2 separate regions of the Mus musculus genome follow, and region 1 is linked to region 2. The links are chromatin loops, found by intact Hi-C in ENCODE. Cell type or tissue: left cerebral cortex. All regions are shown on one strand.

Region 1 (8,000 bases), 66 kb after region 2:
GAGAGTGTTTCTATTCTTAAGTCATTATCATTTTAAAGGGGCAGTGCTTATCTTGGCTTACAGCACAAGCAGATGGGATCCATCATGGTGGGCAAGGCGTAGAGACAAGTAGCTGCATAAGTGTGTGTGCAGCTAGGAATCCAGTCCAGGAGTCGAAGGAATGGGAAGCAGGAAATAGAGAGGAAGAGAAGTCCCAAGGCCAGGTACTGGAAAGATGGCTCCCAAGTTAGGAATTTGGACTGTTTCAACAGAAAATCTGAGTTCAGTTCCCAGCTCCCACATTCATTGAGTGGCTCACGGCTGCTGGTACCCTCAGATTCAGGGGGCTCTCAGAGCTCTTCTACCTCCCACATAGAAACAAAAATAAACCTTAACACCTTAAGGTTACTTGGGCGTGCTGATGCACACTTTTAATTCCAGCACTTGGAAAAGACAAGGATAAGTATGTGTTTTTCACTATTATAAAACCTCACTTTTTTTTTTTTTTTTTTTTTTTTTTTTTTAGTGAGGTTGTAGACAGGGATGGTGGCATGCGCCTGTAATTCAAGATCTCAGGAGGTACAGTTTAGATTGCTGTGAGCTCAAGGCTCTCCTAGTCTATATAGTTGAGTTCCAGGCCAGACAAGACTAGAATAAGGCCTTTTCTTTTAATACACACACACACACACACACACACACACACACACACAAAGAATAGTAGCCAGGCTTATTGGTTCATTCCTGCTATCTTGGCTACTTGAGAAACTGAGGCAGGAACACAGAAGTTTAGAGCCAGCTTGAGCTACTGAGGATGCTCCAGGCCAGGATGGGTAAGGAACATTTGAGCTGGACGTACAGTCCCTCCATTTGGGGGCCTGAGGCAGGGGGAACACTTTAAGACCAGCCTAAGCTACAAAGTAAGATTCCGTCTCAATAGCTGGGAGGAAGATGACGCTGGTTGGTGTGATTCTACCAACTGGGAAGAACAAGTTCAAGGTCAGTCTTTGCTTTGCGGGTAGTTCAATGCCATCGTGGGCTACTTGGGAGCCTATCTCAACATTCCTCTGTCAAAAGACTATAACAGTGGATGTTATCAGTACAATGTTTAGACTATAATAGACACAGCTGTAATCTCTGTTAGAGTCAGGGGTAGGTTTTTTTTTTTTTCTCCTGTTTTACAACATACAGTCTTTTACATTTTAAAAAATGTCAGGTTGCATCATAATTGCTGCTCTGGGCTATACTTTCATTTCTTAGGGAATAATTTTATCATTTGCAAAGGCTCTTAAGCAATTAAAACCATATTTCTCTACTTGTTTATATTTGTGTTTTAAAATTTTTCTTTATTTGCCTTATGGATGTGTCCATTCTCCTCTCTCCTTCTCCTCCCCCTCTCTTCCTTTCCCGTGCCCCTCTCTCTGAGAGAGCTTACTATATTACCCAAGGTAGCCTCAAACTTGTGACATTCCTTCTTGCTTTAGTTGTCAGAGGACAGGGATTGAAGCATACCTGACGTCATCATACCTGACTGAAAAAATCTCTTTTCTCTCCTTGTCACTGGTTTTTGTCCCTACTTTCCTTTCCTCCCTTGCCACCCTCCTGACCTCCTCATGCCCCTCCCCAAACTCCCTGCACTGCTCCGTGAGCAGTTGTGAGAGAAACAACCCCTGACCCTTCCTATACCAATGCCCCATCACTGAGCTGTACCCCAGCCCTGAGTTCTTTTCCATGTCTGTTAAACTATCACTTTTGGAGTCTTAGCAGGTATTCATGCCTACGATCACAGTACTTGGGAGGCAAGAGGACCAGCATGAAGGGAAGAAGAACTGATGCCCAAAGGTGTCATCCATCGGGGATGCTTTGTTACAGATGTGCCCACACTTACAAGTCACACTCGCTCACAAGGCACACTCATACAGACACTCACAAGATGTACTCACAAAGTGCACTCACTCACAAGGCACACTCAACAAGCTGCACGCACAAGGCATACTCACACAGGCACACCTACACAGGCACATACATTCACACAGACACACCCAAACACACCATATACGCATACACAAGGAGAAATAAAAATGTTTAATTAAGGCTTAGGGGTACAGCCAAGTGCAGAGTGCTTACTCTTCCTGTGTAAGGGTTGGTCCCAGCATTATAAAAGAAAGAAGTTTGTCTGTTTCATGAGTGCAGTCTAAAACCTAAGATTCTGGGACTAGAATAGAATCTCTATCCTTGATCTAGTCTCAAGTGTGATTTTGTGTTGGAGTTTTAGGCAGCAGTAGTAGATTGCCTCTGTGGCCCCTTGAATGCTAGGCAAATTCCCTACCACTTAGCTACGGCCCTAGCCTTTCAAATGTGTTTCTGATCAACCTAGAAATTACTAAGTTTTATTTCAAATGGAAAATATTTCTTCTTCTTCTTCTTCTTCTTCTTCTTCTTCTTCTTCTTCTTCTTCTTCTTCTTCTTCTTCTTCTTCTTCTTCCTCCTCCTCCCCCTCCCCCCTTCCCCTCCCCCTCCCCCTCCCCCTCCCCCTCCTCCTCCTCCTCCTCCTCTTCCTCCTCCTCCTCCTCCTCCTCCTCGTCTTCTTCTTCTTCTTCTTCTTCTTCTTCTTCTTCTTCTTCTTCTTCTTCTTCTTCTTCTTCTTTTTCTTCTTCTGGCTTTAAGCTTGAAGCTGGTAACGTTTCCTGCTTTATTTCCAAACTTCAATTTGAAGTTAATCTTTTTCCTCTGGATTTCTTGCCATCCCTTTTACCAAGTCTATTTAGCTTTGCAGGGATGAGGTACAAGATGTGAGCTGATCTGTCTTCCATTTTATTCACAAGTCGCAGGGTCTGACTACAATTATTCTTGGAGTGTGAAAGTGTAAATCTCCCCTTGCCGCTACGAACACTGAATTATAATTTTTTTTAATTAGGTATTTTCCTCATTTACATTTCCAATGCTATCCCAAAAGTCCCCCATACCCTCCCCCACTCCCCTACCCACCCACTCCCACTTTTTGGCCCTGGCGTACCCCTGTACTGGGGCATATAAAGTTTACATGACCAATGGGCCTATTTTTCCAGTGATGGGCTACTAGGCCATCTTTTGATACATATGCAGCTAGAGACAAGAGCTCCGGGGTACTGGTTAGTTCATAATGTTGTTCCACCTATAAGTTTGCAGATCCCTTTAGCTCCTTGGGTACTTTCTCTAGCTCCTCCATTGGGAGCCCTATGATCCATCCATTAGCTGACTATGAGCATCCACATCTGTGTTTGCTAGGCCCCGGCATAGTCTCACAAGAGACACTGAATTATAATTTGAGGTGTTAATATATAAGACAGGACATGAAGCAGGGTTCTTCCAGGGTTGAAGGCCCCTGTTTCCACCAACCTGAGGCCAGTGCTGGGCAGTAAAGGTGGAACTGTGGCTACAAGGTGTCACATGAGTGGGCGAGTCCCCAGGTCTGCATTTTGGGAGGGTGGAGGGTGGGGAAAGCCAGGCAGCGAACACGGAAGCTTGAGATGGAGAGCCAACCACAGCTGCCAGAAAAGCAAAAGAAAACAATGGCTGTTGCGGATTTATTTGGAAAGTGTGTGTCCTCGATGGCTGTTACGGATTTATTTGGGAATTGTATGTCCTCTATCTGCCCAGTGTTGATTCTTTGAATCCATTGCGCATCTTTCTCTGAAGCTAAGAGAAATCTACGATTTGCGCATGTGCCAAGAGCAGACGTGTCTGCTGTTTTAAATCAGTCTGCTGTGGGCACAGTGAGGATGGGTCTCGGACGCCAAGACTTTTGACAAATCAACCCATTCCAGACCTTAATGAGAATATGGTCGCCTCTCTGCAGAGAGTGTAGCTAGGGAAGGAAGTAATCTATTTGTTCAGGGGTATTAGAGAAAAACATCACAAAAGCGACATTTTCTAGCAGGAATGGAAACGGCTGCATGCTTTTTCTTGGTTTAGTCTTCACTCTGACTTCAGTATGTTCTCTCCTGTTCCTTGCTGACGATTTTCGATTTTCGCTAGCTTCGTAGCTATGGGGCCTTAATTAAGGACAGAGTTTATGGTATTTACTTTAGCCTCAGAAATCCCTGGAGAGTGGCTGGGGTGTGAGATGTGAATACAGTCATAGACTCCCTCTCCAGCCCTGCAGCCTGGGCAAGGTGCCCTTTAAAACTGCTGAGCTGAGAGCTTCTCCATCAGGCCCCTAGGGAATTCAAGCTACAGCCCGCCCCTTGCGCTCCTGGGGGCAGCGGGAGCTGAATTGCTTGGGTGGAGGGAGGGTTGTGAGTGGCTTTGGGAATCCTCAGAGACCAGCCACAATGGCTCTGAGCTGGAGACAGCTGCAAGACTCTTCGAGATGTGAATGGCCGGATACAGAAGCAGCCCTGGTTGTGTGGCCACCTGGGCCTCGTTTTTCTTCATGGCTGCGCCATGGTTGTGAAGAGCATTGTAAACAAACGCAGACTGGAGGATATGTCCGTCTAAAACAAAGCAAGAGTTCCGTAGACGGGAGCCTGGAGGGGTCTAGTTCCAAATTAAACCGGAGTTCGGAAGCAGCTATCTTGGGAGCCTGGAGTCAAAGCTTAAGACCATAGCTAGATTTCTGGGCAGTACCTAGGTAAAACACTAAGTGTAATTCTTTGCTAAATCTAGTCTGCCTTGGTTTTTATTAATTTATTTGAAGGGAGAAAAAAAAAAAGCTATCCAGAAACCACAGTCCCCTCGGAGAGCTGCCAGATACGATTAAGGAGATTGGCCAGCTTTTAGGGATTTTCCACTTGTGGTTCTTTTTCCTATTATGTAATAGTAAACAGATATTACTCTTCATATAAGATGGCTTAGTTGATAATGATATTATCAACTGATGCGGAAAATTGATAGCTAGTCGGCACTTCTGTGTGATCCCAGCCGGCAGAGCCTGTCTGGATTTCGGGAGGGAGAGTTGCCTCTTTCTCAAAAGCCATGGGAACCAGACATAGAGCAACTGTGATTTCAGAGAGGCACCATTCATCATGGAAAACCTACTGCTTATATACTGCCATTGTAACTTCCAATTCTCCCAAGTTGGGTAGTGCCTGAGAGCCCAGCCCTTCAGAGGTTAAGGCAGGAGGATTGGAAGGAGTGTAAGGACGCCCTGGCTGAGTGCCAGGGCAGCCTGGGCGACCCAGCAAGAGCTTGTATTAAACAAAACAAACCCAATCCAATACCTCAATCCCCAACAACAAAACAAAGCAAAGAATTAAAAATAAATACATTTTAAAAAAGCCTTTAAATCCTGATATAAACCAGTTTTCTAGTGAAAACATTCAAGCAATTATAAAAGGAAGACCCTGCTCACACCGCCACCCCCACCCCCACCACCAAGTACTTGCAGACTGGGTACCTGATGGCAGACAGGTTACAGGGAATATATGGCCTCTCACGTTGGTGCCCAGAGAGCTATTCCACAGTCTCCAAAACTCTGACAATGCAGTAACATGAACTTATTCTCCTTACCTCAGCTATAGCTGCCAATCACACAACTTTTTTTTTCCCTCTGAACATCTTTATTGTGTATATGAAACCACACGATTTGCTTTTTCTATTTCTTCTATGTCTGTGGACTGTGAGGATAAGATTCACTGCTTGGATTCTTTTAAGGCATAAGCAATATGGACTTACAAATCAAATAGCAAGCACTCTGTTGTTTTAAATGATAATTATGTTAGTTTATGGATGTCCACAAGCTTTGCTAAGATCCCCTATTGAGGTACGATATACACACATTTAGTTTCGTCCCTTATATAGCCTGTCCTGAAGAGGCACCCCGAGAAGACTGAGTGGCCTCTGGAATTCCCCAGCTTTCGGTGCCTTTGGGATTTCCCAGTCCCTTCCCATGCATCCTGTTCTAGATTCCCAAGGTCTAACCTTGCATTTCTCCAGGCCTGGTCTGGGGGATGGCTGGTGAGGGCCCAGGAGGAAGAGAGTGGAAAGGGAGGGAGACATGTCTGTACCATCCTCCATGTTGGAACTCACAGGAAGCCCCACCCCCAGAATCAGTGTGTTGTGTGTGTTACACACCACACAAGTCTCAGCCTTGAACTCAGTAATTTAAAGTCCCCTTCTGACCCCACTAAAATACCACCCACTGATCGGTGACAGGCAGAGCTCAGGGACTCGTTAATATGAGGATTTTGAAATGAAGATAAAGTTCTTATTATTTCTTAAAATTGTAGGACTGATCCTTTCTTTGGAATTAGCCTGTCTTGAGCAGAGGAAATGAAGAAGAGGAAGGGGGGAGAAGGTGGAGGAGGAAAAGGAGAGAGAAAAGGAAGTCGCTGCGATGACTATCTGTAAGGGTCAGAGTGTGCTGTTTGTTTGGGGGATTAGAAAATAAGATTGAAGAAGAAGAGAGGCGCTGGGCTAATCTCTGAGCAGCAACCTCGGCTCCCCCCAGTAATCCACAAGCTTCGAGAACTTCCTCTCCTCTCCTCCAAGAAATTCCTCTTCCAGTATTTTTAACCTCTTTCTTCCTCTAGGCTATTGATTCTAAACATATTAAACATGTTGTTTTTGCAATACCTCTCAAAGCTTGCAAACTAAAGCCAGCCCCTTTACACCCACGAACTCTGCCTTGTTCCAGCGTCCCTGTCCCACCACCACCATGACTTTTCCTGTTTTTTGTGTGTTTGTTTTGTTTTGTTTTGTTTTTGCCAAGTTTCATAGAAAAATAGTCTTCATTTCCTTACCTCAAACTCTCGCATACCAGTGCACATCAATTTTGTACCAGGGTAAATATGAAAATCCCATGTCTGACCATTTTAAATTGGGGCCATCTTTCTCTTTCTCATGTAGCATTTAAAGAGGTCAACAGAACTCGACTTGGTATCCTTGCTCCTCCCAGTACTAAGGGGGCCAAAGCAAGAGGATCAGGCCACCCAGCACAGTCATTGGTTCACAGGGAGGTTCAGGCTAGCCTGGGATACATGGGCCCCAGAAACAAAAACCCACAACAAAACAAACAGCAACTTTTTTAACAGGAGGGGGACATTTCAACAAAAGCTAATGACTGTCATGCCACTGTTACGAGACAAGGACAGAAAGAAGCATGTGTGACCTTTAAAGAGGATGCTGGCTGCATCTCAGAGGGGCCTGAGAGGAGCCTGTGCTTCCTCATGCAGCAAACATTTAACAAATGTACTCCAGAAGAGTCTCTTGGCCTGAAAAGCCCAAAGCCACACCCAGAACTCAGCTCCCACCTCTGTAAGACAAAGAAACTCTTCTTGGGACTGTATCAGGGTTCAAGGAGATCATGTCAGCCTGGCACTTAGCCCTGATGAACAACGTGTCTTGGTCTGTGGCTGATACTTACTACTATGCTTAAAGTGGTCTAACTCTTCATCCCTCGAGAGTTTTATATGGTATCATGGGACAAATGATAGTAGGTATCTCAGTGCAGTTGGGAGAAGTCAGAGAAGGCCTCTTAAAGGCAGTGGTGATTAAAGTAAATATTTACAGCTAAGTAAAACCAAGGTGGAAAAAGGAAGGAAATTTGCATTCCATTTCCAGGACCTGTATTTCCAGGACAGGGGCAGCAAAAGCAGGATGTATATGGGACGCTTGAAAGACAAGTCCAAGAAAGGAAAGTCAAAACTTATTTTTCTTAATTTTTATGTTACATTTACTTATTTTTGCAGCTGTGTGTGAATGTATTACTGTTGTGGCAGATTATACCGAGGTTGGGGTAGTTGGTGGTTTCCTACTGTGTGGGTCCTAGGGTACTGAACTCAGGCTGTCAGCCTTGGCCACAAGTGCCTTTACCTGCCGAGCTGTCTGTCTCTCCTGCCCACTGCTTTTTAAGGAGAGATAGGAAGAGTGAGTCACGAGGCAAGTAGGTGCCTCTGAAGTGTCTGTAGCAGGAGAGCCGGGTTATTAGATAACCATGGGACCGGAACGCAGTGCAAGATGATCATCAAAGCTATCAATTGTTTCTCAAGTCTCTGCCCTTTCCCATCCAGGCACCAATCTCGCTCTCAGTACTCGGTTTCTTC
Region 2 (8,000 bases):
CGTGAGCAGGACCCCGCACCGGGATGCACTCTGCCTCTGTCTGCCTGGGCCGGAGGAGGGCACTGGAGGGGTGGAGAGCCTCGGTGATTTTCCATTTCCTCTCCCGTGCTTCCCGAGTGGACACCGCAGTGCACGGTCACCGCCGACCTCTCCCCTCCTCGGTGTCCCGTCCCCGGCCCAACGCGCAGCCTCCAGGTTCCCGCGCTGTACCCTATCCCGATCTCCACGCACCCCGTCCCTAAGAGCCGGGCGGCGACACTTACCCAGTCCGCTCAGCAGGACGGACTCGCTCCTTTTCTGAGCCTCCGCCCGCTTTTTGTGGCGGGGCCGGAGCAGGGACTCGAGCCGAGCCCGAGCCAGCGCGCCCTGCATCTCGCCCATAGCTGCGGACCGAGGGGCGCACAGCGGGCGACGGCGACCGGCGAGCACTGACGTTTCCTTGAAGGAGCCGCCGTGACTCAGGCCGGCAAGATTTCCTGCCCCAGTCCCAAAACAAACAAATGGCCCTTGTGCACGGCCGAGTCGCTTCCGAAAACGCCTTTTTTGTGCTTTTGGCCAAAACTAAGCAAGGCTGAAAAATCCCAGAACTTGGAAGAGGAGGAAGGAAGGCGGGGGGGGGGGGGTATGAGGGGGTCAGGAATGTGTAGGGGAGGGGGCGGAAATAAGTCTCTGCTCTACAAAAAAAAAAAGTACAATCTTCATTTCACTTTTTTTTCCAACTAATCTCCGAGAACATTCTGTTCTTTCCGCATAAATTTTGAGCCTTGCAAATTTTAATCCTAGCCATGCCAAGAACACGTGAGGAGGTGGCGAGTTAGAGGGAGCAGGGGTTTCTCTCCAGGACCGACCTGGAGTGACCCTTGCGTGGTCAGTACCCTAGCCCGGGTCCCTCTCTCACAAGGAAAAAAAAAAAAAAAAAAAACTGCCAAGATTGCATTGCACTGCCTTAAACCCCGTCCGTTTTTTCCTAATCTCCACTACCCTTCCTCCTTTGGGCTACCGGATGGCTGATGCAGGTAGACTTAATTTTTATATCCCCTTGCTTTTTTTTTTTTCAAGTTCACATAACTGAAACCCTTTAACTCTTTAAATATTAGTAAGAGACTCATCTCAAAAAGCTGGGAACAGAGGGAAGCTGCAGGAGAGGCAGCCGGAGTTGGGCAGGAGTGAGGTGCCTTACAGTCCCCTCGCCGCTGGGTGATGCCTGGCGCTGCAGCTTGACCGCCAACGTGGGGACGCGCGCCAGCGCTGGCTGGGAAGCCCAGAGCACCGGGTCTGGGCCAGGGCCGGGAAGGCGGCTACTTGGGCCAGTACCTGGCGCTCGCCGTGCTTTCTGCGGTGACTGCCCTGCCATGACCCCTTGCTGCGAAGGGCACTTTAGAATTTGACACACTACAAAATACCAGTTGTCAGGTCAGGAAAAGCACGCGAAGCTCTTTTCCCTCCCTCCGTCTTGGGCAAGTTTGTTTTGTAGCAGCAGCCACCTCCCATCACCTAACTCAATCTCTAGTCTCAGCTGCTTCTTGATTTGCTCACTTCGGACAGCTAGAGACCAGGAGAACGGACGCGCAACTCTAGAGACGAAATTTTGCTTAGTAGACGTCCTTCACAATGTACTTAGGGTGCCTGAAATTGGCACTCCAAACTAAAACAAGGTGTAGGCGATTCCGAATCATAGCAACCAGCCCCTGCTTTTTCCGTGCTTGGATTCTGCATAAACTATGAATTTGTTATTGCCAGTGAGTGCCTCCAAACCATGTGGTACCAGTCGTTTGTTTAGCCCAGTCCTGCCCTGCCCTGCCCTGCCCTGCCCTGCCCCCTCCGCATCTGCCGGGTAACTTCCCCTCCAGAAAACGTTTGCTTTGAAACACCAATCTCCACGAAGATGTTTGCTTATTTGTTTGAAACTATTAAATCAGGAACTCGTCCAGAGTCCCTCCCTAGTGCATCACCTAGCTTTCAGGAGCTTCCTCCAGCCTCTCCCAGATATCTTTGTTTTACTCATCCCATCCAAATTACAGTACTCAGAACACGAACCTTTCCAAGGGGATCTTAAGGTCTCCTCTTTCATTCTTCACAATGCTGCAGAGGTGGAGGCTGGGGTTACTTTATGGAGGAAGAACTAGTAGTTACGGAAAAAGTTAGCCTCCAGGCTATGTGCCTCTGATGAGACTGGAAGCGCCAGATGACCAGGGAGCTCCAGCCAGAGGCCGCTTGCTATTGCCTTTCTGTTCTGAGTCCCACTTTATATCTAAAGGAAATTTACATACAGGAAGGGAGCAAGCTGCAAAGTTCAACACTGGGCTACTTATCCTGCCGTTGCAACATCATCCAGAAAATTACAGTCATCAGCATCCTGGGCTTATTTCACCAGTAAGACATACAAGAAATGCAACTTAACTGATTAGCACCGCAAATCAGTCCAGAAAAAAAATCGAAACACACGCACAGGGGCTGGTCTCCCAGGGAAGAAGCTCTTGCATGCATTCCAAAAGGAATGTGGAATTCAAGTCCGAGGCCTCCGAGTGCAATGAAGAGAAAGCTCAACCATATATTTGTGGTTGGAATAGAAAAGGACCAATTTGCATGTGCCCCTTCCTCCCCATGCCTCCGGAATGGTCAGCGATTGGAGACGGATGGTCTGCTAACCTTATCATTTAACGGAGAGGGAATCAAGTTGTTGAGACTGGCTTTTCTTCCAACCGGATACCTGATGGGTGGAGCAGGCGCCCCCAGTTCTGTCCCAGCAACCTACTAAGACTTCCGAACAGGAAGATGACACACGGCAGTGGAGGGAGGGAGGGTTGGGGGGAATGTACGATGCTCCCGTTAACCGGGCACAGACTTGAGGTCGCCCCTTGATTCAACCACTTAATCTAGTCTCCTTCCTTTGTCCAGGTAGTCCTGCTACCAGGAGGTTATCGGGCCCCTTCCCAGAGTCTCCCTCCTAGCTAAGTGGCTGAACTTGCCTGACGACTCAGTGGATGTGCAGGCTAGGGGGCGATCGAGTTCTCTGAGAGAACTCCAGAAGACTGGATTGCCCTGGAGCTCTAATGTGTCCCAGAGCATAGCCCTGCAATTCTTCCCGGAGCCTGAAAGTGCAGAGCTTTGGTGGGAGACTGGCTTACTAACTAGTCCAAACTCCCCTAGCCAGTGGTCTCACAAGTATGCGTCAGTATGGGCAAACCGACAACCCAAACTGACGGAACTGGTTTACCAAGCTGTAAACAGAACATAACTGTTACTGTTTTGGAAAGCTGCCTTGCTCCTATTGCTGTTGGAAAATGGACTATGCAAACACTGAAACATGACAGTTTAATATAATTTATTTAATTCAAAGCTTCACAGAAGACGATTTCTCCATATACTAGAGGAACTGGTTTGAAATGCATTGTCTAAATAAATACTCTGCTACATCTACTCTTGGGCTCCTTAATCCTCAAGTTGTGATGACGTAGATAGATATTTCATCGATAATAAGAAAATATCATTTTGTATTGCTCCAGCACACACATGTGTACAGTTTAGCTCCCCTCTCCCCTGGCCTTTTATACTCATTGGTAATGTAGGTACAAAACTTTCCTTGCGGAATCCTCAAAACACACAGAACCATCAGAAAAACCACAGTTATTATATAAAATATAGAGAGAGCAACTGAATCGATGAGTTTTTGTTGAGGGTTGTCACTAAGAGCATGTCTTTTTATTAAAATAGTAACCCCCAGGAAAATTGATGACAAACGACTTGATTCATGAGAATTAATATGGACAAGTGGTGTCTAAGCATCTATTTCTGGAGCACAGCTTCTATCATAATTGTTACCATCCATATGTAACTGTCAAAAGTGGCATGCATAAAGATGAGAGGCACAGGAGAAAACAAGAGAAGTATACACTGTCCTTAATGATGTCATTAAGTTATTAAATCCACACTGCTAAGCTTATTTATTACGGAACTCCCCCACCCCCAAGAAATGATAATACTGATGTTCTACAAACATTCTTTCTAGAAAGAGAAGTTTTAAGTGTTAATAAGGGGCAGAGTGGAAGAATCCAGGGCGTTCTTGGAAGAATGAAAATCTAGGTAGCAACAGCAGGTAGGTCTGTGACTCTGCAAAGTCAGTTTCACTCCATCTTTGGAATGTGGCCAGGGCCCTGATACAATGAACAACAAATAAAAAGTTTATAGAACATCAACAACCTTACCAGCCAGAATACATGTAGAACACTACCTATTTGCCTTGTGTTTAACTCTTAAGAGTTACCTGGGGGGCTGGAGGTTAAGAGCACTGACTGCTCTTCCAGAGCTCCTGAGTGCAAATCCCAGCAACCACATGATGGCTCACAACCATCCATAATGAGATCTGATGCCCTCCTCTGGTATGTCTGAAGATAGCTACAGTGTACTTACATATAATAATAAATAAAATCTTTAATAAAAAAAAACAACAACAGTTACCTGGGGGCCAGGAGGCAGGGGAATTGTTTTAGAAAGTTTCTATCTAATCATGAAAAATAATGGTCTATCTGACTAGAAAAGGAAATTGGGAGAGTCTTGGAATCAAAATTAAATACTGTGTATGACCTAACATCAAGAGACCAAGGTCTCACAGAAAGCCTTACATACGGTCAACAAAGCTGTTGGGCTACCTACCCGTTTATATTCTAAAAGGCCCCTTACCATTGCATACAAACTAATCCAGACAGTGAACTGGGTTGAGGAGCCCACTCTTCCTCCTCCAGCTTCAATTGCTCCAGGGTGAATCTACTCATGAAGCCCACATTCCAGGAAATCTCAAATCCTTGTCTTGATCATCATTAACACAGAACCTGGTATTTCTTTGCAGATCCATGACTTGAGATTATGAAAATTAGATCCAAGATGGAGACGGTTAAGGCGCTCTCTTTCAACCCTCCCTATTTTACAAAGTGCTCATAGAAAGAAAACAACTCCCAATTTCTGACAGATCTGTCAAACTAGGGTAAAAGCTAAAAGCCTTCCTTGGCTCACATTCCAAGTCTCTCCTGAAATCTTTCCCATCCTGACCCTGTAATTGTTCTATGAGGAAGCTAGAGCAGTTGAGGCCACCCCTAGGCTACAGTGTCCTACAAACCCTGCCCACAGATGACAGAAAGAAAAGACAACGTGATAGTAGTAGTGGGGGGCAGGGGCTGGAGAATTGCTTGGTGTCTTTTCTTGTACATTAATGGTCTTTCATCTTGACCATATTTTTTATGTCCCTCACACAAGCTCAGGAGACACAGTGAATACAGATGGTGAACGAATGCCTGGTCAAACACTTAGCTCTAAGTGAGGCCTGCTATCTGCAAGAATTTCTTGTCATCTCTGTAGAGTGGGGCTACTGATATTTTCATCCCATAAATTGTGAAAAATAATGAACATAAAGAAATTATATGCCTCTTTCAAGATGGACTTTCATATGGAAAACATGACTATATCTGTTGGTGATACACACACCTTACAACTTCATATAAAAAGCCTCAAACAAGGAGGCAAGGTGGCCCACACTTTTAACCCAGCACTCCGAGGACAGAGGCAGGCAGACCCCCTATAAGTTCTGTCTGCCCAGGCCAGCCTGGTCTACAGGTAGACTCCAGCTCAGACAGTCAGAGCTACTTAGAGAAAACAAAGGCCTCGAACCCAGTTAGTACACAGGTGTGTTGGGATTAACCATTTGCATATCTCCATCCTCAACAGCCTGGGTGGTAGGAATTCCATGATAAAGGGCTGAAAGATTGCTACCTTTGTTCTTCAGCTTCCTGCTTTCGCGCCGTGGTCCCACCTACAAGGTTCCCAAAGATGTCACCTCCAGGAACTGAATGCCAGGATAATTCACCAAGTGTTTGAAGTCAAGGCTAATGGCTGAGAGTCAAAATCAGTGGAAAGTGAAGTGGGAGGTTTTAATTGTTCGCTGTTGTTGAGACAGAATGAAGGCTGATATGGACCTGTGGAAGGGGGAGGAGTCTGGAAGGTCAAGGAAGGACTGAGTGTTCACAAGAGCTTTTCTAGGTCATTCCAAGGGCTCCTGGTCTCAAGCCTGCCCTCCATCAGATCTGGCAGGGACACAACTTCGGTGGCACCAAGAATCTGTTTATCACTAGAAGACTAATGCAGGGTGACCTGGCTGCACACAAGGAGGCCACGGACCATAGTTTATTACGTTGACAAACACACAAAAGCTTAAGAGAAGTTCCAAATCTAGCTATTTTTCCTAAGACCTAGCTGTGCCCTGACGTCACTAAAAATAAGACCTGGGGCGCATTTGATGCTTAGAAATGTCTACATTTCTTCTGTATTCTTTCCTTTCTTTGAGACAGGGTCTCATGTAGCCCATATTGCTTTGAACTTAGTGTTAGGTAAGGATAACTTTGAACTTCTGGTCCTTGTACTTCTACTGCCTACATTCTGAGCTTACCAGCGTGTACCCTCATGTCTGGCACTGGCGAAAACACATGATCTGGAGTTAAGACATCTGAAGATGAGATGAAGGGTGTGTCTATACGGGTGAGGAATTCAAAGAAGACACCTTTTCTCTCTTCCTCCTTTTTATTCAGGCCTCCAGCCAATAGCAGGTAGAACACTCCCACTCATCTCACACACACACACACACACACACACACACACACACACCCCTGAAAACACAATAATCCCATCCTTTACATACATCCTTTAACTCAGTGAAGGTGATACCTGCAATTAGCCATCAGAAATCAATTTGCTGCCAATCTAAAACCAACACAGAGCTCTTTAAACCACGCTTAATTTCCAAATTAAAGACAACAACAACAACGTAACATTGGCTTTACTGTAGCATGAAATATCCACTCCAAAATATCCACAACCAATAAAATGCAGTAATCCTCTTCTCCAAGAGATGATCTTTACTCCTCCTGATATCCCAGGTCTTAAGTAAAATACGAAGTCAATATCTTAGGTTACATGGGAAGGGAATAAAGAGGAATAAGAACACTTGATCAATATACCCACTGTATGTTTAGAGGTAATCTTAATAAAACGAAGATTACATCATGGCAGTGACAGCTCTTTCTGTAACTGGTCACGGTAGTGTAGTTGGTGTTAATTACCAATCACTTTCATCACCCTGTTCTATATCCCCGCTTTCCTCAGTAAACTCTGTTGTTTTGTTCTTTAAACTGGGAGAGTGAGACAGACTTCATTACTGAAGGGTCTGAGCCTTTTGTATTTTGTCCTGTAATTTCCCAACGACTTTAATCAGGAAATAAACACTGAAGTGCCTGGACTCCACTCAAGTACTCATCCAGTCTCCCCTTGCTGGGCCAGATCAGTCATCCCCACCAACACTGTAACCCCCTTCTTACCATGTTGACTTGGAGAGAGGACTGTCTGAATTGGCCAACCATCTGTCTTAACTCCCAATTCAGTGGAAACATTTTAACTCCCAACTCAATGGAATTTTTTTATTGTGTTTCCTAATAGAAACATTTTCCCTCTGGAACTAAGATATCCAGGCCAACAGAGCATGAACTTAAAGACCAGAAGTAAAACTTTTGTTAATGAGTCATTAGGGAGGTAATGGGTGATATAATTTCCACTCTGAACCCTTCATCCTTGGGCCCTAGCTATGGAGAACATACGGGAGGAAATGTACAGAGTGTCTACTGAGAACACATACATACAGCATCTCACTGTTGTATTCCTATGAGGGGACACCATGGCCAAGGCAATTTTCATAATGAATCATTTAATTGGGGGCTGGCCAATTAGTTTCAAAGGGCTAGGCTATGGTCATTATGTCAGGAAGCAGGCAGGCAGACATGACACTGAGATAGTAGCTGCAAGCTTTACAGGGATCAGGTAGAGAGGGAAAGAGGGAGAGGAGAGAGAGACAGAGGCAACACCATGGGCCTAGCCTGGGTTTTTGAAACCTTAAACTCACCCAAAGTCACATATCTCCAAGAAGGCCACACATTCTAATCCTTCCTAAACACTTCCAGTAA

What was found. Hi-C counts contacts between places; a loop is a spot of excess contacts. Peaks named below come from ENCODE experiments on the same cell type or tissue, not always from the same donor. Only the 100,000 strongest peaks of a DNase experiment are listed, where the experiment ranks them.
Region 1: a loop joins it to region 2, with 2.7 times the contacts of the local background. A loop is called at or near these places in 9 of 42 quality-filtered maps.

What each region holds. Positions count from the first base shown.
Region 1 is chr10:21,919,963-21,927,962 of GRCm38, reverse strand. The region is part of intron 1 of Sgk1 (serum/glucocorticoid regulated kinase 1); the gene reads right to left. Among named protein-coding and RNA genes, the nearest start is that of Gm46215, 42 kb to the right of the region's middle. In left cerebral cortex, no CTCF peak of the experiment used is centred here; DNase peaks (open chromatin) are centred at 3,721, 4,144 and 4,928; H3K4me3 peaks cover 798 bases; H3K27ac peaks cover 1,959 bases.
Region 2 is chr10:21,986,445-21,994,444 of GRCm38, reverse strand. All of the region lies in intron 3 of Sgk1 (serum/glucocorticoid regulated kinase 1), which reads right to left. Among named protein-coding and RNA genes, the nearest start is that of Gm34267, 68 kb to the left of the region's middle. In left cerebral cortex, CTCF peaks have their summits at 1,187 and 3,001; DNase peaks (open chromatin) are centred at 1,653, 2,199, 2,419, 3,009 and 3 more places; H3K4me3 peaks cover 3,018 bases; H3K27ac peaks cover 3,187 bases.